Regions from separate parts of the Homo sapiens genome. Here region 2 is linked to region 1. A link is a loop called in an ENCODE intact Hi-C map of the cell type or tissue named here. Cell type or tissue: PC-3. All regions are shown on one strand. Links, peaks and the distances in the headings refer to the core of each region. The heading gives the core; the rest is flanking DNA.

Evidence for each region. Hi-C counts contacts between places; a loop is a spot of excess contacts. Peaks named below come from ENCODE experiments on the same cell type or tissue, not always from the same donor. Only the 100,000 strongest peaks of a DNase experiment are listed, where the experiment ranks them.
Region 2: it touches region 1 in a loop (18-fold over the local background); 4 of 110 quality-filtered maps call a loop at or near these places.

What each region holds. Positions count from the first base shown.
Region 1 is chr12:90,970,781-90,986,724 of GRCh38, reverse strand. EPYC (epiphycan) reads left to right here. Exons shown (of 7, transcript NM_004950.5): 3 at 8,463-8,637; 4 at 13,745-13,903; 5 at 14,723-14,925. Among named protein-coding and RNA genes, the nearest start is that of CCER1, 24 kb to the right of the region's middle. RefSeq lists an enhancer at 2,084-2,618. In PC-3, for the core only: a CTCF peak has its summit at 8,361 (motif pointing left); a DNase peak (open chromatin) is centred at 8,354.
Region 2 is chr12:91,236,921-91,252,864 of GRCh38, reverse strand. LOC124903075 (a long non-coding RNA gene) reads left to right here. Exons shown (of 2, transcript XR_007063579.1): 2 at 38-421. Among named protein-coding and RNA genes, the nearest start is that of DCN, 62 kb to the right of the region's middle. In PC-3, for the core only: a CTCF peak has its summit at 9,476; no DNase peak of the experiment used is centred there; H3K27me3 peaks cover 1,615 bases.

The DNA.
Region 1 (15,944 bases), core at 4,137-12,136:
ACTGGGTTGACTCAGGTATATGCTAGGTTGGTACAGTGCTGGCTGGACTAGCTTGGCCTCAGCTGAAGTGGCTTTCCCCTCCCCTCCACCGTGTGCTCTCTCATCTTCCAACAGGCTGGCCCCAGCTTGTTTATATGGTTATTAAATAGGGTTCATAGAGGACAAATGAAAGTTTGCAATGTTTCTGGACAACTATCCTGCTTCCTACCATTCTGCTTCCTCTGGTATTTGAGAGCGCAGAGTATAGGGGTTGGATACAATTGGATATAGAGGAATTACTGTTTCATTGATGAGTCTAAGATTTTGCACTAGTCTATACTGACCATTTGGTTTTTGTACTCCTAGAATTGGGGTGTTGCAGGGACTGCTGCATTTTCTTACTAAGCCTTGAGCTTTTAAATGTCTAACAATATCCTGTAATCCTTTGTGAGCTTCAGGCCTTAAGGGATATTGCCTTTGATAAGAAGAGTGGTGGGGTCTTTTAGCCTGATTTGGACTGGGCAGGCATTTTTTGCCCCTCTGAATTGTCCTTCCAATACCCAGACTTCAGGGTTGATTCCTTCCTCAAGCAGGGGACAACAAATGGGTAACTTGTTCCCCATATTCATATAGATAATAGCTCCAACTTTGGCTAATATGTCCCTCCCTAATAAGGGTGTGAGACTTTCAGGCATAACAAGAAAGGCAAGTGAAAAGAGCAAATTCTGCCAATCACAAATAAGGAGGTGGGAGAAATACCTGGTTACAGGCTGTCCCAGGATTCCTCAGATGGTAATGGACATTGAGGACAGCTGTGTGGGACAGGAGATTAACACTGAGAAAGCCACACCAGTGTCCAGGAGGAAGTTAATTTCCTGGCCTTCAATGGTTAAACTTACCCAGGGCTCAGTGAGGGTGATGACATGAGCTGGTGCTTGCCCCAGACACCCTCAGTCCTGTCATTGGATCATCTAGTTAGGGACTTCTGGCCCAGAGAACCTTTGTCCTCTAGGGCAGTGCACCTTCCAGTGATTGCCTTGGCATAATGGACATGGGCAAGGGGGCAGCTTGTTTCTCGTTGGACAATCTTTTGTAAAGTGTCCTTGCAAATCACACAGATAACAAGCCCTACTGGGTGATTGGCCTGCTCCATTTTCTGTCCTCTGAACCACCAAGGTTTGTTTGTCTGAGAGCCATGACTAAGGCTGTGGCTTTTCTCTGATATCGCTTTTCCTTTTCAGCCTGTTCCTCTTGGTCCCTATTATAGAACACCAAGGTTGCCAGGTTTAATAATGCCTCCAGATTTTGTTCTGGGCCCAGGGCTCGCTTTTGGAGCTTTCTCCTCATATCTGTGGCTGATTGGGTAATAAACTTATCTTTCAGGATCAGTTGACTTTTGAGGGAGTTGGATGACAGGGGAGTATATTTTCTTAAGGCCTCCCATAGTCACTTGAGGAAGGCAGAAGGATTTTCTTCCTTTCCCTGAGTTATGGTGGACATCATTGAATAATTCATGTGCTTTTTCCTAATTCTCCTTAGTCTTTTTAGAACACAGGTCAGCAGATGTTTATGACTCCAGTCCCCATGATCTGGGTCGAGGTCCCAGTGGGGATCCATACTGGGGACAGCTTGCTGACCAGTAAGGAATTTGTCCCTTTCCAGGTATCTCCAAACTCTCAGGCTGCAGCTAAAGCCACATTCTTTTCATTAAAAGCCAGGGTTTGATCTAACAATAGCATGACTTCTCTCCAAGTGAGGTTGAAGGTTTGCCCTAGACCCCGTAGGACATCTATATACCTATCAGGATCATCTGAACACTTCCCTAGGTCTACTTTGATCTGCTTTAAATCAGAGAGGGAGAGGGGAACATGTACCTGGGTTGGGCCAAATTCCCCTCCCCCTACAGCTTGAAGGGAACATAACCGATAGCCCGGGGGTTTTTGTGGTCCCCTGGAGATTTCTTTGCTTGTTTCCTTCTGGGTGGAGGAGATTAGAGGAGGCTTATTAATATGAAGGGGAGCTGTAGGAAGGTTAGGATACGGAGGTAAGCTGAGAGGTCCTCCTGTGAGATGTAAATTGCAAGCTTTGCATAGTTGTGGATTCTCCTTCAGTGAAAAGAAAGCTTGAACATAAGATATTTCACTCCATTTGCCTTCCCTCTTACAGAAAAGATCAAGCTGCAGGATAGTATTATAATTTATACTTCCCTCAGGTGGCCATTTTTCCCCATCACAGAGAGAATATTGGGGCCAGGCCATAGTGCAGAAAAAAAATGAGCCACATCTTTTTCAGAGTTTGTGGGTCAAATTGGTCTCAATGGCTTAGGATGCATTTTAAGGGTGAGCCTGTTGATGCCTGAATGTTTCCCATTTGAAAGAAAAGACCGCCTGTGGTTTTGGTTTGTTTGTTCCCCCCACCACCAACCCAAGAACACACAATGGTCCCTGGACCCTGCTGATCGGAATAGTTGCACTCACCAATGCAGCAGCAGAAACACCAGTTTTCCTCTTAGACCACAAAGAGGACCAAGGAAGGTCAGATTTAGTGGTCCTTACCAATGCATTCTCAAAAATCTGTTAGAGTCCTAAGCGTTTTCCTGTTAGTATTGGGACCTTACCCCTGTCCTATAAAGATGTTATGCCCCAAAAATGAAGTGGAGGGCCATACCCTGAGGGAGGGATGGGATCTCCAGGGTTGGAAGAGTGATGCCTTTTGTCCTCACTTCTCATCATATGAATAGGAAGGATATCATTTCTGAGGCTCCCCATATCCTAGCTTTAGGAATAGCTTTTGTTAGGCCTGCTTGTCTGAGGAGGGATCCTAAAATTCCAGATAGTAACCCCCTCCAATGGGGCTTTGGGCAAAAATTATGTTTTTCTGATTGGTGAGCCTGGGTGCCTAAAGAAAGGAACAGAGTCCCAAAATTTATGCTAGAAATCATTCTTATAGGAAAAAATAGAAAAGCACCAGAGATGGAGTGGTTTTTAGAAGCAGGACTAGCCTCAGAGAAGAGATGTGGGAGGAAGTTTGTCTGACAGGCATTAGTACCCAGGAGTCAAGGGTCAGGATAGATAGAATAGATGGGCGAGTCTCACTTGGGCGATGTGACTTTGAGAGTTCCTCGCATGGCTGCAGGGTCAACCAACTTTTTGTTGGGACCCCGGAGCTGAATGGCTTTCCTCTCTGTCAACCCTCAGCTCAGCCCGGAAGTATAAGAAAAGCAGAAGCTGGTTTCAAGCAAACCAACGCTCTCAACTCCGAAGAGTCAGGGTTGTTAAAGAGCCCTTTCCCAGAAAGCCTGACACCCATGTCTTTAGTCTGGCAGCCGCACTAGTTGCTTTTAACTGGCCAACAGGTGCCCGGTGTTTAGCCTCTGAATTCTAAGGAAAAATAGGACAGAATAGCAAGCTAAAGGGGTCCAATGGTACTCACCGCTTGGTGATATTAGAACTGTTAGTAGTTACAACTGTAGATAACTTATCTCATGGTAGCCTTTGCTTAGGGAGTATATTTTGTGTCCATGAAACAGTATCTCTATTCTGGAGATGACAAATGCATACCTCACATTGACTACATGGCTACTAAAAGATAAAATGTAAGTGTTGGTGAGTTTGTGGAGAAAAGGGAACCCTTGCATACTTTGTTGGGAATGTAAATCAGTACAATCACTATGAAAAACAATGTGAAGTTTCCTTAAAAAATTACAAATAGAACTACCATAAGATCCAGCAAGCCCACTACTGGGTATATATTCAAAAGAAATGTATCAGTATGTTAAAGATATATCTGTACTCTCATGTTTATTGCAGCACTATTCACAAAGGCCAAGACAAAGAATCAACCTAGGTGTCCATCAATGGATGGATGGATAAATACAATGTGGTATATACACACAATGGAATACTATTCAGACACAAAAAAGAATGAACTCCTGTCATTTGAGATAGCATGGATGAACTTGGAGAGTATTATGTTAGGTGAAATAAGCCAGGCATAGAAAGATAAATACCATATGATCTCAGTGTATGTGGAATCTAAAATAGTTAACTGCATAGGACAGAGTGGAATGATGGTTACCAGAGGCTTAGGTAGTTAGGCAGAAGAGGGAAATGGGGAAATGTAGGTTGAAAGATACATAATTACAGTTAAAGAGGAGAGAAAAGAATAGTCCAGAATAGGCAAATACAGAAATTATTTGCCTAATACAAATATTAGGCAAAAGTACAACCACAAAAAGTTGGTAAGTGATTGCCTGGGGCCAGGAGGTTGGAGAGGGGAAGGAGAGAGGATGAGAAGAGAGAAGTTGGAAATGGCTGTTAATGGTTGTAGAGTTTTTTTCTTGGGTGATGAAAATGCTATAAAATTGGGTGATAGTTGCGTAACTGTCAACATACTAAAAAACATTGGACTGTATACTTTAAAAGATGAACTGTATAATATATGAATTACATCTCCATAAAGCTGTTTTTAAAAGATTCCATTCTTACTACATCTACACTAGAGGACATCCTAACTTTATATCAGTAGTCTATTGCTGTATTCCAGCTAAGAGAGGATAGTAATTTAGATAATGGTGATGATGGCAGATAGGGAGCGAAAGTAATGATATTGATAGATGTTTAGAAAACAACATTGACAAATAAAATGAAGACTTGATCATAACTTAAGCATAATGTTTGACATAGACATTTTAGATAATTATAAAGACTGGCAAACCTTCCATCATTTACAAATTCACACATTCACCTGGTGATCCTTTTATTCATTCATAAAGGTAGGAATCGAATCTGGTTTATTTGAATTTCTTAACAGCATTTTTTTCCATAACATATATATTACATTATCATTGATTTCCTTATTAGAAACTTAGCTGTAGATTAACTAAAATTAAAATATTAAAAAAAGAGTTTTATTAATTCAAACACAATGTTGAATGGCAGAAAATGGTTTATGATCCTCATAAACAGGTATAATTAACATGTTCAACAAGAAATATGTACTAAAAGGACTCAGTGGATAATGAAGCAATCAGGAAGATGTGTGATTGCTGTTTCTGAACACACCAGTTTTTCATATTTTTACCCTGAAATTAAGACAAAAAAGTAGGCTTAGTGGCAGCAATATAATTATATAGATCATTTAAATGCACTTTCTGCTAAGGGGCAAATGAATTTCATCAAAATTATTGTAAACCAAATCTTATTGTCACTTAAAATGGTTCTGAGTGTTTTTACAGAGATAATTTTCTGTGGACAACAATGGTGATTATCAGAAAATAAAAGTTTTAAATCTTTTGTCATATTTTTAATAATAACACAAATATTGCTAGTAAAAGTCCCAGTTCAATCTGATACAATAAATGTAATTGGATGATTTTCTGCAGAGAGTCTTTATTTCTCCAGGGAGCAGAAACTTAGTCTGAGACACTTCAGGGTCACTTCAACCGCTTTTACCCTGAGATTGGGTTGAGGTGATATGTTGCTTACATGGAGTCAGGGCTGTGCAGGGTGCAGAGACTGGCACAGGCCTAAGTACTTCTTCTCTTGGTAGTTATCTCTTCATACTGACATCTGCTGATATCTCACTCAGCCTAGGCCACTGTGAGCTATCCATTTGTCATCTCTGGAATAGATATACTGTTTCATGGACACAGAATGTACTCCCTAAGCAAAGGCTACCATGATATAAGTTATCTACAGTTCTAAGACCAGGTACAGAAGAGAATAAAAATAGATAACTTACTGCAAACCAGTCAACTCAAAGATGTACTCTGCTGGTACGATGTTAAGAAGACACACAAGTGCAGTGACTTTGACTGAAATCAAAGTCATACGTAGTAATGACCATTTGTATTATATTTTTAAACTTTAGGGAAATATAATGAACAGATTTAAAAGTTAATTCAGGAAGAAGCAAGTCAGAGTAAAACAAGCAGTCAAATAAAAAAGAATAGAGCATAAAGCTGAAAGAATTTATGAATATTTGTAGAAGAGGCTCAATTATGTTTACATTCAAGTATTACCAATTGTAGCTTGAGAAAAAAGACAGGGATTTTTTTCTGGTCATTTGTGTTTACGTTCAAATTTAGTTTTCTGCAACATAAGCATACAAGTCTGCCACACAGAAGGCCAGGTGGTCTTGTTTCCCTGGACTATTTTTTGTGCATGTGTGCATTGCCTCATAACTTCATATCACAGTACGAAGATGGTTGAAGAGGGGAAAAAATGCCTAAATCTCTTCTATTTAATGGTGAAAATAAATGTGTCTACAAAACAAAAGTCTCTCCAGGCATAGTATTTTGAGGTTCTTCAATTTTGCTGATGTGAAAAGGCATTCCTTTTTCTTGGTTTTCAAAGTTGTATTGCATTTATGTTTTATTTGCAAGGAAGCATGAACAAAACAATTTTTGATAAACACAAAAAGCTGTTTTGCCTCATTATATTGGATGACAAGTGAGATCTTACAGCTTCACATCAAATCAGTGGAAAAACAATTATCTGTAAAAAGTATGTGCAAACATTTTTCTTATAAAGCTAAGATTCAAGGCAACGTGTCTGGAATTTGTTTCTCCCTTTAGGCTGCCTCCATTCCATGAAACATCTGTCTCAATTTCCGCTCTTCCTGGAGCCTCCTTTGGTCTCTCTACAAATCCATTCCTTCTGAATCTGCCTCATTCTGACCTACAGATGGAAACCGTATGTCTTTCTGTTTAAGAAAATGTGCCCAAACTTCTCAGCTGGAGCTTTCTGGTCAAGCTTTATTGTATCTTCATGTATTGCTCCTAAAGTATCAAAGACAGTATAATCTGTTTTTGTTTTGATTTCATGCTTTAAATAATTTAAAGTAAGTATTAGCACATTCACTGATTTGTCTCAGAAAATCTCTAAACATAGAGCTGTGACTTAGATATATTTTGGACAAGCAAAGTTGGAAAAAATTATACTTCAATAAGTACTTGCTGATTGCCTATTATGCTTACAGCCTAGAGGTACACAGATAAAAGACATGACATACTTTACCATCCAGCAGGCTTGGAAATGCAGAAAACAAATGGAACCAATGTAATACAGCACAGAAAAGGCTGAAATAGAGAGACTCTATGGAAGCACAGAAGGATGCACAATTCAGAAATATAAACTGATAAAAGAAAGTTTAGTGTTCCTTAAAAAGAATAATTTTCATTTGTGATTTGCAATGCTTTTAAATCTATTATAAGTGATATTAAATCATAAGTGTATTCCTAAAATTTTTTGGTTACTCAAACACCTAGAAAATACCTGGTCTGAAAATATACCTGTGTTATAGATGAAAGGAATAGTTTGCAGATCACTTGGTATTAAGTAATCCAGAAATAATTTATGTGTTTCTTTACTTTCTTAATGAAAGCAAATAAAGAAGGGTGGAAAAAAGCAAAAGGCCATATTGGTGTGGTTAAGGGAAAGTCTGGGATTTCTGGGGATACCACAAGGACACTGGGCCACAAAAAGTGGGTCCTGGATGTCGCCATCCCAATTGCCTGGAGCAAATTTTCAGCCCAAGCTTACGAGACCGTCAGAGAAGTAGACATTTACTAAGTACCACAAAGAAATAGACATTCAGACAAGGGAAGAAATCTGAAAGAGAAGATTTCTCCTAAATCCAAACAGTATTCTTAAAAGCAATGATTCTATTACTTAAAATGTACAAGTTAGATAAGAGCAAAGCAGTTGTAATCTAAAATATAATATAAAAAAAAACCTTTGAATAATTTTGTAATTTTATAACTGCCTCCTAGTGTCAACGTTCTCAAAGAAGTCCATTTTAACATACCTAGATATCATTACAATATTTGTTATTTTAATAATATTGAAAACACATGAGAAATGGCATATCACAATCAAATCATAGTTTTTATGTCACTATATATTTTATTTTAGTATAAAGGATACTTTTCAGTAAAATGCCATTAGAGACAGTATAAGTCATTGGTAAGGAACAGAATATTTGAACCTAGGAAATCAAGGATTGAAAGGACAAGATAATATGTATCAATTTCTGCTCAGTTATTACCTTCAAGGGGAGTAGAATGAGAGCTGGATGGTAAAGGGGAGTTTTGAATTTACTCTGTACACTTCTGAATTAATGTGAAGCTTTCACAACATTGATGCATTCTTATAATGCTACTTATTATTAGAAAACAATAAATGAGCTTTTTTTTAAACCTATGAAATGAACAAACATATACGATATTAAAGAACAAGAAGACCAAAAAAAAAAAGGCATTGGAAACAACTTCTAAGATTTGAGAAACAAAACTAATTAAAAACAACAGTTACTAGAACCATGTGTGTTCCTCCAAGCAAGCAGGATGGTCAAACTATTGAACTTTAGAACATGAGTGTCCTCTTGTGGCAAATATGGGTACATTTTAAATTTGTGTCACTGCCACACAGAGTGACTGAGAAGTTGGCCTGAAGAAATTCTCTTTTTTTTTTTTTTTTCAGATTGAAATAGCCACAGTGATGCCTTCAGGGAACAGAGAGCTCCTCACTCCACCCCCACAGCCTGAGAAGGCCCAGGAAGAGGAAGAGGAGGAGGAATCTACTCCCAGGCTGATTGATGGCTCTTCTCCCCAGGAGCCTGAATTCACAGGGGTTCTGGGGCCACACACAAATGAAGGTCAGGTACCTCAAAGCAGAATTACAATTGAGTCCACTTTGTCATCCTCAAAACTGCACAGCTTCAACTCTACAGGGAAACCACATGACATGACCCAAGAAAAAAGTTTTGGAATAGGCTAGGTTTGAAGCATATTTATACATAGATTTTATATTCAAATATAAAGCAGTTTTAATAATTCAGCTTCGGTCTCATAAAAATGATCAAATAACCAAAGATTTGGGATGAAAATATTGTGTATCATTACTCGAAACCTGGTGGTGGAATGTATTTGTAGAACAGAGAGTAATTGATGAGCAGGATAAAATCTTTGCCTCTGAGATTAGGCCACAGCAGTTCAAGGGGATAAGAGATGATGAGGATGAAGATGATGGTAATAGTAATAATATTTTGCACTAATTGAGCATATACTATCTGTGGCCTATATGCTCAGCACTTCACATTATCTCATTGGATTATTAAAACCTCCCTGTCAGAGTGTTAATATTACTCTTCTCATTATCATGGAGAAAACCATAATTCAAAGGGGATAGTAACTTGCCAGACATCACAAAGCTGTTACATAGCAGGTTTGAAGCCAGCCTGTTCAGATTCTTGGCTGTTTATTTATTTAAAAACAGGCTTCTTCTCACTCAATCCTAAGAAGCAACAGAGAGAGGAAAATATTGCACAACATCAGACACCATGTTGCATGGCCTGCAGATGAAACCAGAGCCTTTTAGTTAATGAGAAGGAATTCTTAGTGCTACATGTAATTCTATAATATGTCCGTATTTCTTGTTCAAATGTGTCACTGTCAACCTTGGGGGTACTCAAGAGGACTCACACTGGAATACTTTTATATACACAGAGAATGGCATAGTTAGGGAGTATAGAAAAAAATAGAGAGTTCCCCCTGCAAAGGTTGAGTGAATGTAGAGTGTCTCTGTATTCCAAGTTCTGTAGACACAAAACTTAGTTTCAAATAACTACCGTTCTCATGAATATTTCTGCCTAGCACAGGAAGATAGACATAGAAACAAATTTAGAGGCAATACTGTATGTATTAATCCATTTTCATACTGCTGATAAAGACATACCCAAGATTGGGTAATTTATAGAGAAAAAAGAGGTTTAATGGATTCACAGTTCCACATGGCTGAGGAGGCCTCAAAATCATGGTGAAAGGCAAAAGGCGTATCTTACATGGCAGCAGGAAAGAGAGAAAGAGAGCCAAGTGAAAGGGGAAACGCCTTATAAAACCATCAGATCTCATGAGACTTATTCACTACCATGAGAACAGTATGAGGGAAGCCGCCCCCATGATTCAGTTATCTCCCACTAGGTCTCTCCCACAACATGTGGGAATTATGGGAGCTACAATTCAAGATGAGATTTGAGTGGGGACACAGCCAAACAATATCACTGTATTACAGGTCTTATGAGAAAAGTCTGTCCAGAACACATTGGGAGACAAAAAGAGAGGGAGGAGCAATATTACCTAAGGCATGACTAAGAGCAAAGTACAGGAATCAAAACTGAGAGTTTCTTGGACAGACAGAGGAACCAAAACATATGTATTCAAATCCCAGCACTGTGACTTGTGGGGTTTTTATAGTCTTGAGTAAGGCATTCAATATTACTGTGCCTTAGTTTTCTCATCTAAAAAAATGGGATAATAAATAATAGAACTTACCTTATAGAGGTGTTGTCAGGATTAAATGAATACATGTAGTTACTGGCCCATAGTAAACATAGTGTTAGTTATGAAAATTCTATTGATAAAGGAGTTCATGCATTTTTTTCTCTCAAAATTTTTAGTGTACAATACAGTATTGTTAACTATGAATAGTATGATATAGCAGACCTCTAGAACTTGTTCATCCTGTATAACTGAAATTTTATACCCCTTGAACAACTCCCCATTTCCTGAGGCTCTGATAACCACCATTTTACTCTTTGCCTCTTTGAGTTTTTAACTGTTCTTCAATAAGTAATATGAAAAGTTGCCCTTTCATCCCATGCCTTCTATATGCCAGACACTTGAATTGTTTTATCTACATTAACTTTTTGAAGAGTCAAAACACTATGTACTAGGCACTGATTACCCATTTTTAAAAATAAGAAAACTAAAACTCTGACATACTATAAAATGTGTCCAGTAACACAGAGGTGATATGTGGAATGCAACATAGACCAATAAATCCTGTCAGTGTCATTAATGAATATATTATATTCTTTCTGTGTAGTTAAATTTCTGTGTAGCAGAACACTCTACAAGTAGAAAAAGGAAGAGACACAATGAGAAGAAAATGTAAATATCCAGCATAAAGCACCCAAAATAGGAAAATTAAATATCCCTAGAACATTACTTATATTTAAATGATTTCAGATCCTTCAAAAGTTGACCAATCTTGTATCAGTACCTGTATGTTGGATCTCTCAGCTTAGCCAGAAACAACAGAAAAGCAGAATGCCCAATCCTTTCAAAAGCTTGAGTCAAGTAATGCTTCACTAATGTCAATTTAGAAACATAACAAAAACTAAGACTTTTAAAGAAAATTTTTGTTTCTAAAGTACTCTGAGGATAAAAAAGTTAAAAACTCAAACTCACTTTTTAATTTCCAAAGAAGAGGCACACATTCATCAAAATTAGTTTAGAAATATTTAGAATATTAAAAATAAAAATACCATATTTTTACTACTAAAACAAATTTCTAAAGATAACATTCTAAAACCGTGTAATATAGCCTTGAGTTAGGTGTAGAAAAACTTAGAATTAAAATATAACTACTGCGAATATATATAAATTACCCTAAGCAATCATTGCTTAATTATCAAGGTGATAAATATATAGAAGAATCAAATGCCTTAACTCTTAAAATTTTTATGAGTAGAAAATATTAATTTATAATGATTGGAGAAATTAGCACGTATTAAATATTTTACAGCTCCTGCTTAAACATTTTTTCCTGGCTTTCCATTCTTAAAATGGAAATGACTTTTGTATTTAATGATAGTAATAAGACCTTAATGGGTACATTATTAGTTCTTGATTACAAACCACAAACAGACCTTTCAACTAGGTTGATCAAATATCCTGGTTTGTCTGGGTGTGATGAGTTCCCAACACAAGTGTCTTTCAATGTTATAAACATGAAAGTCTCAGGTAAACTAAGACAAATTGATCACTGAGAAATTTCAGGACATTTCTTCCACCACTTTTCTCTTCTAGTTTATGTCATAGAGATTTCACTTTCTCCATTCATTCCACAGCTTACAATCCTTATTTACCTCATCCCTAGACCCCTCAAGGCTGTCAGATAACTTAACTTCCTACTTCACAAAGAAAATGCAATTTCTCAGTCAGCAGCTCCTTGGTCTTCCTGTTTCCAGACAAATAATCTACCTACATCTATATCAATGTGCTCTTCTATCTCCCTCTCCTTCTAGCACAACAAAGACACTCTGTCCTTCCACAAGTGGGATGAAAATCTTTCCATGTTCTTTGAGTTCTATTTCCTACTGTCCTCTCATGATCCTTTTTATATTCAAATTCACCTCCTCTGGATCTTTTTCTCCAAATTCCTTCCATGTTAATCACTCCCTTCATCAAACAAACCCCAAGCATATTTTATTATAGATATCACTATGTCTCATCCCTTGCTCTTCACAAACCTCTCAGCATTTTCAACATTTGTGGCAACTTTTCCCTTACTTCCAACTTCTCCCTTAATGGACTGTAATCTGGCTTTCAGCTCCCTCACTTTGCAAATCTTGTAAATGCTCTGATAACCACTGCAATAACTAATCCAAGAACATTTTTCAGTCCTTAACTTACCTGACATCTCAGGAGGCTTAGGTTGTTGATTATTTCCTTTCCCTTAAAACTCTCTCCCCACATGGCCTCCATGACATTGCCCTATCCTGATTCTCCTCCTTTCCTCTGATCATTAATTCTCCATCTCCTTTAGAAGTTTACTGTCCTCTCCATGATCACTAAACAGAAAATGAAGAAGGGGTGGAGAGGTAGGGGTGTGTGTGTGTGTGTGTGTGTGTGTGTGTGTGTGAGTGTGTGTAAGACAGAAAAGAAAAATCAGTATGTCAAGATAAAACCCAGCCTCAGAAACATTTTTGGTTCCATTGCCTCCTCTAATTGTTACCATCTTTTGTCTACACTATGATTCACTTCCACTTTTTCCAGTTGCCCTGCTTCAGTCTTCCATTACATCTTCCAGCAGACTTAACTCTTACCATGCAAACCGCATCGTATGATACCTCTGCCCATCCTTATGGGAAGGAATAAAAGCTGTAGCACAGCCTACAAGGCCCCTGCATGTTATGTCCCATACATTCCAATGCTCTCTGAGTTTTAACCATATGGACTATCCTTCAGTCCCTCCAAAGTGAAGGCATATGCTGCTTCCTCTGCCTGGCATACCATTCCTGTCCTACCTGCATAGTCAATTATTCCTCTTCTGCTGATCTCAGCTCAGCTTTCACTTCAGAGATGCCTTCCATGACTTCCAGACTAGGTCAAATCCCCCTATGTTATGTTCAGATGACACTTCATGACATTTATCACATTCATAATTTCATTTGTGTGATTAACATTCATTTCACAAAGCAGATCATAAAACACAACTGTGTTCTTTGTGCTCACCACTGTTTCACCAGCTACCATGGTGCCATTTACATAGAAAGGATTCAATAATATGTATTGAGCAACTGAATATTAATAATTATTATCTTTTATTTTTCTTGAAGCAAGTGTTGTTTTAGTGAAATGTTTCATTATTAAACCAAAGACTTAATGAAAATATTACATGTGATATTTTAACTTTATGAAAAGCACAATAATAATGTTTAAATTTTGAATATAGAATTTCTAATAGAAAAGTACTAATTTTAAATTATTTTTAAAATGTTACATTGAATATACTAATTGTTGAGACAATTTTAATTGGTATGCTTGACTTGAATATTCTATTTACAGAAAGCATTACGAGAAAATATAAAATCTACTTGGTTAGTGGGAGACTCTAATCTTGTGTATCAAACATTCCACATTATTTCTTAGAAATTGATTTGGTACTTACATTTAATTTTATTTTCCTTTATCTTTTAGACTTTCCAACCTGTCTTTTGTGTACTTGTATAAGTACCACCGTGTACTGTGATGACCATGAACTTGATGCTATTCCTCCGCTGCCAAAGAACACCGCTTATTTCTATTCCCGCTTTAACAGAATTAAAAAGATCAACAAAAATGACTTTGCAAGCCTAAGTATGGATGACAGCATTAACGGCCTTCACCGCTTTACACACTTCCTTTAAATTTTTACATTGTTAAATGTTAGCACTGAGAATGAAACTTGAATGCCAAAGCCTGGTTCATGAATCAATAGTTTTTTGTTATTTAAAAATTTGAGAGTTTGCTTTAACAATTATAAGAAAAACAACAAATAAGCAATGGTCATTTCAAAACCATATAGGTGATGTTTTCAAATGAGCAATTTAAACTAAATATGCATAATAAATAATTATATTGTACATGCTGGAATGTTTTATCATATTATGACATTATGAGTAAAATATTGTGGTCATATTTATGAGGAGTTGGCTTTTTAAAAATAAACTTCCACTAAAGCATAGTTGCTTTATGATGGATGAATGTAAGCCTAAATTCTGACTTTAAAGTTGTTGCCAACTTAGAAGAATTTTGGTATGTGTTGTCATAAAGTGTTTTAATCATTTGAAGATTTCTTTCTAATGCCTGTATCTTTGACTATTAGAAAACACAACAGTCTTTATCATTGAGGGAAACATTTTAAATGACAAAATCCAGACAAACTTTATGAAGATTATGGAGAGAAGACCAGTTATTTTAAACGTGGTGTACCAATTTCTTTGCTAAAGTTATACTCCTAAGTACATAAATATGAATAGTATTTGGAGGAAATAATTTTTTATAAAAAGAAAGATAATCATCTCATTAACTGTGCATTGCTAAATTTATATTTGCAAAATAAAGGAAAATTACATTTATATTTTTATGTGAGCAAAACAAGAATATTTAATTACTTCCTTTATTTTTTTCTGCTAGGTGATTTAAAAAGGATTGATCTGACATCAAATTTAATATCTGAGATTGATGAAGATGCATTCCGAAAACTGCCTCAACTTCGAGAGCTTGTCCTGCGTGACAACAAAATAAGGCAGCTCCCAGAATTGCCAACCACTTTGACATTTATTGATATTAGCAACAATAGACTTGGAAGGAAAGGGATAAAGCAAGAAGCATTTAAAGTAAGTTTTAAGTTTGATATGCAGACTTTTATCTTCCAATTTTATTTGCTGTCATTGACTACCTTTTTTATTCGTGTAGGGAAAATAAATTTATTTATTTATTTATTTATTTATTTATTTATTTATTGAGATAGGGTCTCACTCTGTCACCCAGGCTTGAGTGCAGTGGTGCGATCACAGCCCACTGCAGCTTCGACCTCCCTGGGCTCAGATGATCCTCCTGCCTCAGCCTCCCAAGTAGCTGGGACTACAAGATGCGTGTCACCATGCCTGGCTAAATTTTGTATATTTTTGTAGAGACATGGTTTCGCCATATTTCCTAGGCTGGTGTCGAACTCCTGGGCTCCAGTGATCCTCCCGCTTCGGCCTCCCAAAGTACTGGGATTATAGGTGTGAGTCACTATGCTCAACTTCTATAAGGGGATTTAATTTAGTGAGACTTTTAACTTTCAAGATAAACTTCCCAACTGCATCTGTCATGCTTCTGAGAAACACCATATTCTGGTACATTGTGAGGGTGATCAAGTACCAAAAACAGAAAGCAGGGCCAGAATAAGAAGTTGGTGGCTACCTGAAGCACCATCTACAGAAGCACCATCTACAGGAGCACCTGGAAGTGGTACAAGCCAGAGAATCTGTATTGATCAGACCCTACACTCAGAAAGACTATCTGGCTAAAAGGATAGCTACTTGGCAGGGAATGGGCAGTGTCTTGAAGACAGAAGGCTACTAAATGACCTTATAAAGAGGATGGATTCAGTTAGCCTTAGAGATTTTGTTTTCTATGTGAAGCAAGCAGGTTTGGGGCTAGAGGACTTGCTTTGAAAAACAGCATAGGGTCTGAGAACAGTAACCAACTGGCTTTCTTGCCTCCTCTTATGGCATTCAAGCAGCCCCTCTCAGTGTACACTGAACATGTAATTGTAAAATACTCTTTAGAGAGACACCACAGTATTCTCAGGGATGGCACAGGGGATAGTGTGGCCTCATAACCACTGGGTGGTGGCAAATGCCCTGTC
Region 2 (15,944 bases), core at 4,687-12,686, 270 kb before region 1:
AGATACAACTATTGATTTTATTTTCTGAATATTTTAGATCAGTTGGTTGAATCCATGGATGCAGAACTGACTGATATGAAATGAAGACTCCATGTTGCCAATTTTACATATGAAAATTAAAAGACGTGTGGTAGTACATTATTTTTAAAAATTTAGAGGCCATTTTAAAAAAAAGATTGGAGGTTGCTTTAACCACCCAATCTGGATAAGATGTGCCATCTTGTAGTTCTTGTGATTCCTTCTATCAGAGAATTTGCTACAACATTTTTGTAACAGTCTATTTACTTATCTGCATCCTTCACTAAATAGGAAGCTCTTGTTGCCAGAAACGATGTTTTGTGTAAGCAGTCTTGAGACTGAGATTGTTAATGAATGTTTTTCTGGCTGAATGAATGCACAAATAAACTGAGTTGGTTTTGGATAGATATTTTTCAGTGTTTTTTTGCTTTCGTGCACCAACATGTAGGCTTATATTCCTTCTTTTTAATTTTAAGATCTTCATGAAGGGAATCAACATTGCTTTATAGAAAGAAAAACATGCTAAGGTTTTTGGATGTAGTCCCATCTCTGACAATAAAATAATCATATAGCTTAGGCAAGTTATAATTTTTTAGGACCAAAACCTTGTTATTTGCAATATCAGGGGTGAATTCTTAGGTTCTTACTTCCCCAAATCTGTTTTACTTTCTTTATTTCCTATACAACTAAAAGTGCCTTATTTTATAAGTTGCTTATTTGCTACATAATCCACAAGTGAGAATGCACAGAGCTGGCTGCTGCCTCATTGTCTTAGTGGTAAACTTCTAGACACACAGAAAAAAGATAAGTGAGAGTTATGATTATTATTGTAACAGTCAGTACTGGGATGCAACATATCAAGCTGGTAATAGTAATTTTTCCTTAATATCATATATAACTGCCAAAAACAGATTCTTAAAAATTATGTCTGCCTATTTAACTTTTGGTGTTTAAATTTTACTTAATATCTTGGAAATGGTAATGAAGCTTCCAACCTAAAAATATCTACCTCCTACTACTATCTATCTCCTACTAAGAATTAATCTATATCCTATTTATCTATCAATCATAAGTTGAAGAAAAATTTATTGAGAAATGTGTAATAATATCTGTGGCAAGCACTGGAAATCCGTACATTAATAAATAGATCCACGCTCTAACTTTGATAAATTTCAAGTTGAGATTTTGAGTAAAAGATTCTAATAAGTATATGAACAAATTTCTACAGGAACTATACCTCGTGGTATAATTGCCTTTGACTTGAATAGACATTTCTGCATAAAAGACAGACAAATGGTCAACAGGTTTATGAAAAAAATGCACAATGTCACTAATCCTCAGGAAAATGCAAATTCAAACCACGTGAAATATCACCACATACCTGTTAGAATGCATATTACGTAAACTGAAAAAGACAACAGTGTTGACAAAGATGTGGAGAAACTGAAATCCTTGTAATAGCGAATGCAAAGTGGTGACACCATTATGGAAAACAGTATGGAAGTTTCTCAAAAAACAATAGCAATAATGTATGTGCCAGCAATTCTACTTCTGGGTATTTATCCAAAAGAAATGAAATCAGGATCTCGAAGAGATATTAGCATGCCTATATTCATAGCAATATTATTTATAATAGCCAAAATGTGGATCTAAATGTCCATGGACTGATAAATGAATAAAGGAAATCTGATATATGCATACAATGGAATGCTATTCGGCCTTTAAAAAAAAGGAAATTCTGTAATGTGCAACAACATATATGATCCTTGAGGATGTTATGCTAGGTGAAATAGGCCAGCCACAAAAAGACAAATACTGCATGATTCTACTTACATGAGTTATCTAAAATAGTCGTGGAATTACTGAGGGGAAGGGAAAATGGGGAGTTACTAATCAGTGGGTAAAGTTTCAGTTACTCATGAAGAATAAGTTGTAAAGATCAGCTATACAACATCAACAGTAAAAGCTTATGCATTTCAAAATTGTTAAGTGAGTAGATCTCATGTAAGTGTTCTTACCACAATAAAAGAATTAATAAAGTAAAAAAAAAAGCCTGTGCAACTCAAGATCCCTGTAATGTATCTCTTGTCTTTCTTTATATTAAATTTCCTTGCCCTGTGTATCAACTGTGTTGTAATAAAAACTGTTATATCAGACTTTCCCTTACGTGATGAGAAAACCTTTCTACATGGAACTGAAGTTGACTTAACCCATTTAAAAGAGATCTTAGAACATGTTATCTATCTGAATGGATTAAAAAGGGGATGAGAGCACAACAAGATTCAGCATGAAACAGAATCAAAATTACAAACTGCGCTGTGCTCAAAACAGCTCACATTTTGTAATCAGAGCTCTCCCAGATGTTCTCAAAGAGTCCCAGGACAATCATGTGAAAAATAAGGATATGAGGCAATGAGAGAACTATATATCCTGGGGATTTGTTTCTTTATAACAAAACTCCTTTAAAGTAATTTATCAAAGTCACCCCAGAACTGAAGACACTTACCATGGTCGTAAAACCTCAAACTTAGTGCTCTCTTTTTGGAAATTGAAATTGCTGCAGGCTTTTTTTGATTGGCCATTTCTTTAAAAAGCCAGTTTGTCATTTACCATAAATATAGGTAAGAGAGGATGAAAAGAAAATGTTGCCAGAGACAACAGTGGAGTGGAAGTTGGATGCTACTAATAAAGTTTATGCTTAAGGTCATTTTCAAAAACATAGCACAATGTATACAAGTAAATAACACACTGAATATAGGAGCAAATTCCATGTCTGTTTTTGAACAAACAGCACATTCTGTAGATTTTAGGTCCATTAACATCAGGAACTAATCTTTTACATAAGCCATTTCTATTATCTTGTCCAAAGCTGAGGTCATACACTAGGGAGAGAGGGGTGAACTTTTTATTTCACACACACCCATTGCTGGCTGAGCTTAGCATGTGAGAAATCTGTTACCCTATTAATTATATGAGCTGAAAACAATTCTTGTTCATATTAGTCAGAAGAATATAACTCTCTTTATAATAAGTAAAGATAGAGATTACTTTAAAATATTTTGGAGGATTTTGTAAAAACACAGTTGGGACAGAGGCTGCTGCCAACCATAGAACTGCTTTTAATTAAAACCTTGTTCAACATGCTTACAGTGGAGTTTTCTTATTTTTCTATTATATAAAGATTAACTGATTCAGCAATTATTGAACTCGGGACACATTATAAAACTTTCTTCTGAGACTATTAAGCCAAGAAAAAATCAGCTGTGATTCATTAGATAATAACACTATCAGGAAGAATGTGCTCTAAGTTATCCCTTAGTAATGTTTTTTTGTGGCTGTAAAACACACAGGCCTGAACTAAAAAAAAAAAAAAAAAAAAGCCTTTTCATTTTAAATTTAATAGAAATATATATAATTAAATAGTAATGGTAGATATATATATATATATAAGGCCAATGGACCTATTAAACAGAATGTAAAAGTTAGATAAACTGGGTTCCATTCATAATTTAGATTGCTTCACTATATGCCATAGTAAAACTACTATTACTCAATACTTAGCCCATAAAGTCAAGCCAACTTTGTCTATTAAGGGATGTGGTGCAATTTTCACATAATATTTGCATGTTATAGAGGACTAGAGGGACTACACAGAACTTAATTCTTCAGCATTTTCTTGGACTCCAGGAAACCTCCAAATGCTCTCCCCTCATCAAAATTTACTATTAACTCCAAATTTTTGCAAATGACTTTGTCACTAACTATGTGGAATATATCAACGTTCTTTTACTTTTTCACTCTATTTTCTGAGAAGGATATTTTCAACAGTGAAAGAAAAACTTTCATGATCACATTCCACTAAGTTTTCTGATTGTGAAGTAATTAAAATAGTATCTAGGTGATCTTCATAAAATGACAGAACCACAATGATAATTGGGAAGTTCAAAAACCTTCTATCAACCTTGATAGAACTGCTAGGTAAAAACCAAATCAACAAAAATATAGAAGACCTGAACAACATTATCAACTATAAAAATATGGCATCTATAGAACACTTCACTGAACAACAGCTAAATATACATTTTTTCAAGCATGCATGGAACATTCCTTGAGATACATCAAGTCCTAGCTATAAAATAAACCTCAACAACTTTAAAAAATTTGAAATTATAAAGAGTATGTTCTCTAATCATAACATAATTAAACTAAAAACTAATAGTAATAAGAAGAAAATCTCTGCACCTTGAAAATTAAACAATACACTTCTAAATAATCCATGATTCAGAGGGGATATCAGACGAAATAAAAATGCGTAAAACTGAATGAAAATAAAAAATGCAGCATATCAAAATATGTGAGATGTAGAGATGTAGATAAAGCTGTTATGAAAGGGAAATTTATAGCACAAAATGCTTATGTTAGCTAAAAGAAAAAAAAAGTGTGAAGGTCTTAAATCAATTACCTCTGTGCAAAATTTAGGAAACTAGAAAACCAAGAGTAAATAAATGCAAGGCAGGTAAAGTGTGAAATAATAAGTAAAAGAGTAGAAATCTATGTAATTGGAAATCAGAAGACAATAGAAAAGAATCAACAAAACAAAAATTGATTCTTTGGAAAAAATAATAAAATTGATGAGCTTATGGCAGGACTGGCCAAAATTTAAAAAGAGAGGACACAAGGCAAAAATATCAGCCATATAAAGACTAAAATGCAGTACTATGAGCAGCTTCTACTCATAAATTCAAAGTAGACTGATGGATCAATTCACTGAAAGCCACAAACTGTAAAATCCCAACCAAAGAGAAATGTATCATTTGATTAGTTTTTAACTATGAAAGAAATTCAATTCATAATTAGAAGTCTTCTGAAGAAAACAATTACATGTCCAGATGGTTCCAGTGAAAAATTCTAACAAACATTTAAAGAATACCAATTTTATACAATCTTTTCCAGAACAAAGAAAAGGAGAGAAAGCTTCTTAATTTATATTATGAGGTCAGAATTTCTCTGACACCAAAATAACAAAGAAAAATTACAGATCAATATCCCTCATGAGTATATATGCAAAAATCCTTAGCAAATTGAATCCAAAAATGTATAAAAACAATTATACACAGTGAATAAATGAGATTTATTTCAAGTAATGAAAATCTGGTTCAAAATTCAAAAATCAATGTAATTGACTACATCAAAATGCCGAAAAGAAACATATATATATATAATTAATTAATTAATTGAAGTAGAAGCATTTGAAAAACTCCAACACCCATTAATTACAAAAACTCTCAGAAAGTTATAATTACAGAATATTTGCTTGAACATGATAGCAAAATGTAAAAAAAAAAAAAAGTTTATAGCTAACAGTATATGTAATAGTGAAATACTGAAAGCTTTGCCCCTAAGATTAGGAACATATTAAAGATGTCTACTCTTACCTCCTATATTTAACATAGTACTACAAGTTCTGGTCACTCCAGTGAGGGAAGAAAAAGAAATGAAAGTTATACAGATTGGAATGTAAGAAATAAAATTGTCCCTATCTGCAGATGACACGATTGTCTTAGAAGAAAATTCCAAGATATCTCTATAAAAATTAAAAAGTAGAACTGTTAAGTTAGTTCAGTAGTTTGAAAGATACAAAACCAACACAAAGAAACTCATTCTTATATGTTAAAAAATAGCATGTGAAAACAAATTAAAAACACAATACCGTTTTTAATCACTCCAAATAAAATGAAACTCATGTATAAACTTAAGAAAATGCATACAGGATCTCTACACTGAATATCCCAATATATTGTTTGAAATAAATAAAATACCTAAATAAATGATGAGAGTTACTCTGTTAATGAACTGTGATTCAAGATATGAACAATCTTCTAATTGATCTATATGTTTAATGCAATTTCCAACAAGATTTACATAGGCATAATCAAGCTTATTCTAAAGTTTATATGGTAACACACAGACTCAAGAATAGCTAAAACAATCTTGACAAAGAATACAATAGAAGGAATTATTCTACCTGATATTAAGTCTTACTATTTAGCTATAATAAATGAGAGGGTATATTATGGCATAGGGATACAAGCAAATATCGATAGTAAAGAGTAGAAAATCCAATAATAGACCCAAAGGAATACCGACATGATTGCAATAAAGTTCAAAAACAACTTGCTAGATGAAGGATAGCCTTCTCAACAAACAGTGCTGGAGCAACTGTATATCATAGGCAAAATATGAACTTTGATTTAAATTACATGTTATTCTAAAAGTGAACTCAAGATGGATCACAGACTTAAATGTAAAACAAAATGATTGATAAATTGAACCTCATCAAAATGAAAAACTTTTCCTTTGACAGTGACCTTTATGAGTATGAAAAGACAAACCACAGACTTGGAGAAAACATTTGCAAACCTATCTGACAAAGGACTAGTATCTAGAATATATAATGAACTTTCAAAACTCAACATTAAAAAGAAAACAATTCAATTAGAAAATGGGCAATAGCCAAATATATTTCAACCAATGAGGATATGCAGATAGCAAATAAGCAAAAGAAAAGATATTCAAAATTATTATGTATTAAGGACATTCAAATTAAAATCACAATGAGACATTACTACAGGACTATCAGAATGAATAAAATGAAAAATAGTTACAACACCAAATGCTGGTCAGGAGACATACAAATTAGCTCACTCATACATTGTTGCTGGGAATGTGAGATGGTACAGCCATTCTGGGGAGCAGTTTAGCATTTGCTTATAAAACTAAATATATATAGTTACTTCGTGACCCAGCAATTGAATCCTTGGGTGTATATTCTAGAGAAATGAAGAGTAATGCTCACAATAATATGTATATGAATGTTCACAGTAGTTTTGTTAATAATAGCAAAAAAACTGGAAGCAATCCAAATGTTCTTCAACTGTTGAATAAACAAGCTTGATACAACCGTACCATGAAACATTACTCAGCAATAAAGACACAAACTATATTATTGATACAAAGCAACTCAGATAAATCTCAAGGAAATTGTGCTCTGTAAAAAAAGCCAATGCTGAAATATATGATTTCATTGATATAACATTCTTGAATTGACAAAATGGTAGAGACAAAGAACAGATTAGTAGATGCCCAGGTGTTATGAATGGGGGGACAGGTAGAGGAAGGTAGATATTGTTATAAAAGTACAATCAGAGGTATCCTTACAAGTGATAATTTATAAATTATAAATGTTTATAATTAAAAATCAAAAGAAACAAGTAAAATGGCAGTTGTTTTTTATTTGCAAAATGTTTTTAAAATTATACTTTAAGTTCTGAGATACATGTGTAGAACATGCAGATTTGTTATATAGGTATACGTGTGCCATGGTGGTTTGCTACACCCATCAACCCATCATCTACATTAGGTATTTATCCTAATGTTGTCTCTCCCCTACCCTCCAAACCCCAACAGGGCCCGGTGTGTAATGTTCCCCTCCCTTTGTCCATGTGTTCTCATTGTTCAGCTCCTACTTATGAGTGAGAATATGCGGTGTTTGGTTTTCTGTTCCTGTGTTAGTTTGCTGAGAATGATAGTTTCCAGCTTCATCCATGCCCCTGCAAAGGACATGAACTCATCCTTTTTATGGCTGCACAGTATTCCATGGTGTATATGTGCCACATTTTCTTTATCCAGTCTAACACTGATGGGCATTTGGGTTGGTTCCAAGGTAGAGTAATTCCTTCCATTGTATTTTTTGTCAAGATTGTTTTAACTATTCTTGAATCTGTGTGTTTCCATATAAACTTTAGAATAAGCTTGATTATGTCTATACAAATCTTGCTGGAAATTGCATTAAACATATAGATCAATTAGAAGATTGTTCATATCTTGAATCACAGTTCATTAACATAGTAGCTCTCATCATTTATTTAGGTCTTTGATTTCTTTTTTTGCAACCCCTGCACTTTTTTGCTTTCCATTTGCTTGGTAAATATTCCTCCATCCCTTTATTTTGAACCTATGTGTGCCTTTGCATGTGATATGGGTCTCCTGAATACAGCACACCAATGAGTCTTGACTCTTCATCCAATTTGCCAGTCTGTGTCTTTTAATTTGGGCATTTAGCCCATTTACATTTAAGGTTAATATCATTATTTGTGAATTTGGTCCTGTCGTGATGCTAGCTGGTTATTTTGCCTGTTGGTTGTTGCAGTTTCTTCATAGTGTCAATGTTCTTTACAATTTGGTATGTTTTTGCAGTGGCTGGTGCTGGTTTTTCCTTTCCATATTTAGTGCTTCCTTCAGGAGCTCTTGTAAGGCAGGTCTGGTGGTGACAAAACCTCTCAGCATTTGCTTTTCTGTAAAAATTTGTATTTCTCCTTTGCTTATGAAGCTTAGTTTGGCTGGTTATAAAATTCTGGATTAAATTTTTTTTTTAATAATATTGAACATTGGCCCCCTCTCTCTTCTGGCTTGTAGAGTTTCTGCTGAGAGATCCGCTGTTAGTCTGATGGCCTTCCCTTTTTGGATAACCCGACCTTTCTCTCTGGCTGCCCTTAACATTTTTTCCTTCACTTCAACCTTAGTGCATCTGATGATTATGTGTCTTGGGGTTGCTCTTCTCTGGTAGTATCTTAGTGGTGTTCTCTGTATTTCCCAAATGTGAACGTTGGCCTGTCTTGCTAGGTTGGGGAAGATCTCCTGGATAATATCCTGAAGAGAGTGTTTTCCAGTTTGATTCCATTCACCCCATCACTTTCAGGTACACCAATCAAACATAGGTTTGGTCTTTCCACATTGTCCCATATTTCTTGAAGGCTTTGTTTGTCCCTTTTTATTATTTTTCCTCTAATCTTTTCTTCTTGCTTTATTTCATTAAGTTGATCTTCAATCTGTGATATCCTTTTTTCCCCGTGATTGATTCGGCTATTGACACTTGTGTATGCCTCCTGAAGTTCTTGTGCTGTGCTTTTCAGCTCCATCAAGTCATTATGTTTTTCTTTAAACTGAATATTCTAGTTAGTAATTCCTCTAACCTTTTTTCAAGGCTCTTAGCTTCCTTGCATTGGGTTAGAACATGCTCCTTTAGCTCAGAGGAGTTTGTTATTACCCACCTTCTGAAGCCTACTTCTGTCAATTCATCAAACTCTTTCTCTGTCCAGTTTGGTTCTCTTACTGGAGATGAGCTGTGATCCTTTGGAGAAGAAGCGTTCTGGTTTTTGGAATTTTCAGCCTTTTTGCACTGGTTTTTCATCATCTTGGTGGATTTATCTACCTTTGGTCTTTGATGTTGGTGATCTTCGGATGGGGTTTTTGTGTGGACATCCTTTTTGTTGATGTTGACGATATTCCTTTTTGTTTGTTAGTTTTCCTCCTAACAGTCAGGCCGCCCCTCTGGTGCAGGTCTGCTGGAGTTTACTGAAGGTCCACTTCAGACCCTGTTTGTCCAAGTATCACCAGCAGAGGCTGCAGAAGAGCAAAGATTGCTGCCTCTTCCTTCCCCTGAAAGCTTCATCCCAGAGGGGCACCCACCAGATGCCAGCCGGAACTCTCCTGTATGAGGTGTCTGTCGACCTCTGCTTGGAGGTGTCTCCCAGTCAGGAGGCACAGGGGTCAGGGACCCACTTGAGGAGGCAGTCTGTCCCTTAGCAGAGCTCGAGCACTGTGCTAGGAGATCTGCTGCTCTCTTCAGAGGCTGAAGACAGGAACATTTAAGTCTGCTGAAGCTGCGCCCACAGTTGCCCCTTCCCCCAGGTGCTCTGTCCCAGGGAGATGGGAGTTTTATCTCTAAGTCCCTGACTGGGGCTGCTGCCTTTCTTTCAGAGATACCCTGCCCAGAGAGGAGGAATCTAGAGAGGCAGTCTGGCTACAGCCGCTTTGCAGAGGTGGGCTCCACCCAATTTGAACTTCGCAGCCGGTTTGTTTACATTGTGAGGGGAAAACCGTCTACTCCAGCCTCAGTAATGGCTCACACCCCTCCCGTCACCAAGCTTGGCATCCCAGGTTGACTTCAGACTGCTCTCCTGGGAGCAAGAATTTCAAGCCAGTGGATTTTAGTTTGCTGGGCTCCATGGGGGTGTGATACGCTGAGCTAGAACACTTGGCTCCCTGGCTTCAGCCCCCTTTCCAGAGGAGTGAAGGGTTCTGTCTCGCTGTAGTTCCAGGCACCACTGGGGTATGAAAAAAAAACTCCTGCAGCTAGCTCGGTGTCTGCCCAAATGGCCGCCTAGTTTTGTACTTGAAACCCAGGGCCCGGGTGGTGTAGGCACCTGAGGGAATCTCCTGCTGCAGGTTGAGAACAAAAGCATAGTATCTGGGCTGGAATGCACCATTCCTCAGGGCATGGTCCCTCACGGCTTCCCTTGGCTAGCGGAGGGAGTTCCACAACCCCTTGCACTTCCTGGGTGAGGTGATGCCCCACCCTGCTTCGGCATACCCTCCATGGGCTGCACCCACTGTCTAACCAGTCCCAGTGAGATAAGCTGAGTACCTCAATTGGAAATGCAGAAATCACCCACCTTCTGCGTTGATCTCGCTGGTAGCTGCAGACCTGAGCTGTTCCTATTTGGCCATCTTGCCACCCCATCTAAAGGGCAGTTCTTAAGATTATGGCTGAGGTAAGTCATTGAAGAAATACGAAATCAAACAGTATAGCCTGTAAAACATCAACAGGACTTTGAATTAAATAAAACAGTAAATACCACTACAATCATAAATAGCGAGATGAATATTTAATAATATGCAAAGCACCTTACCCCCGGAAAAGAGAAATTGTTAGGTATGATACTCATATTTTCAGAAAATATTAATCAGAGATGCTTACTCTGGGAATGTTTCATGTGGTTATGCAAAAACTTTGAATACATGGCTGCAGACTTTGTCATAAAACTCAGTCTGTTCTTGGCACCATAATTTCAGAGGAATATGAAACATTTCAGAGGGTTTGAAAGAATCTCAGATTATTATTAAAGAGTTGGAGAAAAACATCTCTTTAAGTGAAAGCTAGAAGAATCAGCATGGTTTGAGGCAGAAAAGAGAATGACAGGAAGAAGCTTCAAGTTTTGTTGAAAGTTGTTAACCAAAGGTAGGAATTGGCTATTGTCTGTTTACACAGAGAAAGAAACAAGGTGACACAGATTTACTTCTCTACCTGAAAACATTTTAGCACAACAATAAAGTGACTTCAATGAGTACATGTTAAGAACTTAAATTTATTTAACTCTTAACATTATTAAATAGGCATTGTCGTGCCTTTAAAAAAGGATACATTAAGGCTCAAGAGTTTTTTTTTTGTTTGTTTTTTTTTTTTTTTTGCTTTTTGCCTAAGGCTGTACAATAAATGGTGGAATTTTCGTTCTAATCAAGAATGGCTAATTTCAGTCTTTCGGTTTCTAACCAATGCACCAGATCAGAGGTTGGCAAACTACGACTCAAGAAAATATATAGTCTTAGGCTTTTGTTGTATGACCCATGAGCTAAGAATGATTGTAATATATTTAACCACTTAGAGGTATAAAAAATTAAAAAATAATGTTTGATGACATGTGAAACTTGCATGACATTCAAATAGTTGACTAGTCCCACCAGAGACTATATGAGGTAACAAAGCCTAAAATATTTTTTTACAGAAAAAGTTTACTAATCCCTGCATTATGATATTCCACGCTGTATTGAACTGCATAAAGAAATATTCAACCTTGTAATGTTCTAGGAAGTAAAGGAATCTTCTCTGATGCACTATAAAACAAGATATATGCTCCTGTATCAGGAAGGGATGAATTTAGAGATATCTTGAAGATAGGAAAGCAAACGGGAGAGCTTCAGAAAAAATTCCAAAGCAATTATTCTTTGTACTTGTAAGCACTGGAAAATATATAAGGAAATTGGAATGGAAACCTGATGTTTCTCAAGGCACAGCACAATGGAAACAGCAGCCCATATCACATTTAAGCTGAGTAGAACATATGGTCTGGATCAGTGGTGCCCAAATCATGTAGCTTATGTTTTACGTGCTATAATGTTAAGCTCTAAACTCATTTTGTTTAGAAAAAAAATCAAAGAATAATATAAATCTCAAGATATTTCTGAAAATATTCCAAACAAATAACTATGCTGACTGTAATGCTATCAGCCCATGACTTCTAAAAATAAAATTTAAAAATCCAAGGTTTCTGTGAAATAATTGAGTGGAAAAAATAACAGTTCCTATGTCTAAGCCTCTCTTTTCCAGAGCATAATAATACCCTTAGTTGAAAATCCGTAACGTCAAGAGATAATCCCTGAAAACTATGCAGCATCCCTTCAAGCACTGCAGCAGAGGATTTGTGGAGAGATGGATGGGAGAATAATTCCTCTTTGCTTTCTTTGCCCTTTCCTTAATTTCAGAGATACTGTTGGTTTGCCTTCAGTGTATTACTTTCTTCCTAGAAGGATCCTTCTTTTTAGTTTATATGTGAGTAAATTATTTTGCATTAGCTATTGTGCAGATTATCATTTTTATTAACCAAACTGGTCTTTGGGGAGCACTGTATTAGAAAAAAAACATTAAATCTTTGAAAAACTCCTGGGACTCTAGTAAACATAGTGCAAACAAATACTGCCTCTTGTCTTCATTTCAGTTTTTTTCCATTCATAAAATAAAATAAACAATCTCTAACTCTTTTGCATTGCCACTCTCAAATGATCAAAAAACTTTGGAGTTTAAGAAAGATAAAACACGATAAAAGACATTGACCTTTTAAAAAAGAATTCATTGTATTCAGTCAATTAAGCATCATTCTATTTCAATGTAGTTTTGGCATAAATAGCTTGGGAGACAGAAAAGAGACATTTTTAGGAGTATCAGCCATTTCATTCTGACAACAAAACTGATTTCATGTCTTCTGTTAAGCATCCTATAAATCTAGATATTGGCATAATATTATTTAAAGTGTGATAAGTAAAGAAAAGAAAATGAATTTTGATTGGGCAGGGACTGGGAGAAGTCATTGTACCATTCATTCGTGGCTTCAATAGTTGATGTTAAAAAAGAACCATAAAGTACTGTTTTTCTGTGAGTAAGAGTGGATGTCTTGAGAGGTTCAGAAAAAGTTCACATTGGCCTTGCACAAATATGTTTTCCACAGCTCATTGCCAGGTTGGAGAGAAACAGAAGGGCAAGAAATTAGTAAAAAATTCTGATCTCACTTTGTGTTTCTGGACTTCCCTAGAGTGGGATGTACCAAAAAAATCACACTGGAGAGACTAATGCTTTTTTTCCCATTGTTTTTGCCAGGAGCAAAAAGTATTTTGCATAGCTCTACGCCTAAACTAACAGGCTCTAAAATTTTAGATTTCTTCAAACCCTCAACTACTGACATATTTTCGTTTATCCAGTTTAAAGCCTCAAATATAAAATACATAATAAGTGAAAATTATAGGATAATTATAAAACATTTCATTTATATAGGGGTTAGCTTAATTTCTCTTCCTCCAAGGGAAATGATGACCTAAAGGTGTACATATTTTTTTAGATTTAAAAATGTAACTCTTAACTTGGTCATTAAATAATACTTGATTTGCCCTAAGATGTGTAAATGGTGCTATTAATATATATTTTTAATTGGCTTACTATAGTATAAAGTTATGTGAAAACCAGACAACCCATATAAAACTAAGCTGGGAGTTGTGGAGACATTTTAAAATTACCTAAATTTCAGTATTTGGTCATTCATTCATTCATTCATTTATTCTTTCATTATTTTGTCCACTGAACTATAACAGATCCTATGTTTCTCAGATATTATTTTGAAATTGAATATCTATTGGCAATTTTTATCCACAGTATTTACAATGTATGTAATTTTTCACTCCATTACACTAGACATTTTTTATGTTTTCAAGACACAAAGGAAATGATGTAATTGCTATGGTTTAAGATATAAGTATATCCAGAATCTATAAGGAACTTAAACAAATTTACAAGAAAATAAAACAACCCCATCAAAAAGCAGGCAAAGGATATGAACAGAAACTTCTCAAAAGAAGACATTTATGCAGCCAACAAACATATGAAAAAAGGCTCATCCTTAGTGATCATGAGAGAAATTCAAATCAAGCCCACAGTGAGATACCATCTCATGCCAGTGAGAATGGTGATCATTAAAATGTCAGGAAACAGTAGATGCTGGGGAGGCTGTGGAGAAACAGGAATGCTTTTACGCTGCTGGTGGGAATGTAAATTAGTTCAACCATTGTGGAAGTCAGTGTGGCAACTCCTCAAGGATCTAGAACCAGAAATACCATTTGACCCAGCAATCCCATTACTGGGTATATATCAAAAGGAATATAAATCATTCTACTATAAAGACACATGCACATGTATTTTTATTACAGCACTATTTACGATAACAAAGTCGTGGAACCAACCCAAATGCCCATCAATGATAGACTGGATAAAGAAAATGTGGTACATATACACCATGGAATACTATGCAGTCATAAAAAGAATGAGATCATGTCCTCTGCACAGACATGAATGAAGCTGGAAGCCGTCATCCTCAGCAACCTAACACAGGAACAGAAAACCAAACACCGCATCTTCTCAATCATAGTGGGAGTTGAACAATGAGAACACATGGACACAGGGAGGGGAACAACACATACCAGGGCCTGTTGGAGGGTGGGGAGAAAGGGGAGGGAGAGCATTAGGACAAACACCTAATGCATGTGGGGCTTAAAACCTAGATGACGGGTTGAGAAGTGCAGCAAACCACCATGGCACATACAATCTATGTCACAAACCTGCACATTCTGCACGTGCATCCCAGAACTTAAAGTAAAATTAAAAAAAAAAAAAACAACAAACCCTTAACAACTCCAATAAAAGAGAGACTAAGGATATTAACAAACAATTCCATTGGAAAAAGTAGAAATGGCTGATAGCATATTTCAAAAATTTTCAACTTTCTAATAAGCAAAGAAGTGCAATCAAAACAACATTCTATTTTGCTTATTTTAATTGTAAAATAAAAATAGAAATGTAAAAAGCAAAAAAAAAAAAAAAATGTAAGTGAAAAAATAATCCTGCCTGGGCTTCAAATTCTAGCTTTAACACTAATTAGCTGATAGCTTTTGGCAAGGTACCTGTCTTCTTATCCTGTTTTCTCATCATGAATATGGAATAGTTATATATAACTTCCTTAGCCATTATAGGTATTAAGTGAAATAATATGTAAAGTGCTAAGCATAGTATCAGGCCCAAGGTATTTAATGCATAAAAAGTGGTTTCCCTTTTTTCTCCCTATATCTTTTTCTTTTCTACATCACCTTTATTCTTGATCTTCAAAACTAATAGTAACAATCATGATTATTCCATATGCCCATTATGTCTATATTGGAGGGTGATATGGTTTGGATTTGTGTCCTCGACCAAATCTCATGTCGAATTGAAGGAAGGGCCTGTTGAGTGGTGATTGAATCAAAGGGGTGGATTTCCGCCTTTCTGTTGTCAAGATAGTGAGTTCTCACGAGATCTGATGGTTTAAAAGTGTGTGGCACTTCCCCCTGCCTCTCTCTCTTCCGCCTCATGTGAAGGTGTGTGCTTCCTCTTTGTCCTTCTACCATAATTGTAAGTTTCCTGAGGCCTCCCAGCCATCCTTCCCGTTAAGCCTGCAGAACTTGTGAGTCAATTAGACCTCTTTTCTTCATAAATTACCCAGTTTCAGGTAGTTCTTTATAGCAGCATAAGAATGGATTAATGCAGAGGAACTCTATCTTTTTGTTTTTATAACAGCTGGTACATTGTTAGGATTTAATAAATGTTTGCATAAAGAATGTTTAATGTTTGTTATTTGTGGGTACAGCTCAAAAGTTCAATGTCCAAACAAGCATACATTGTTCTGAATACATTAGGTTCTTCTTCGCTATTTCAGTTTGTCATCGTTTTTTGT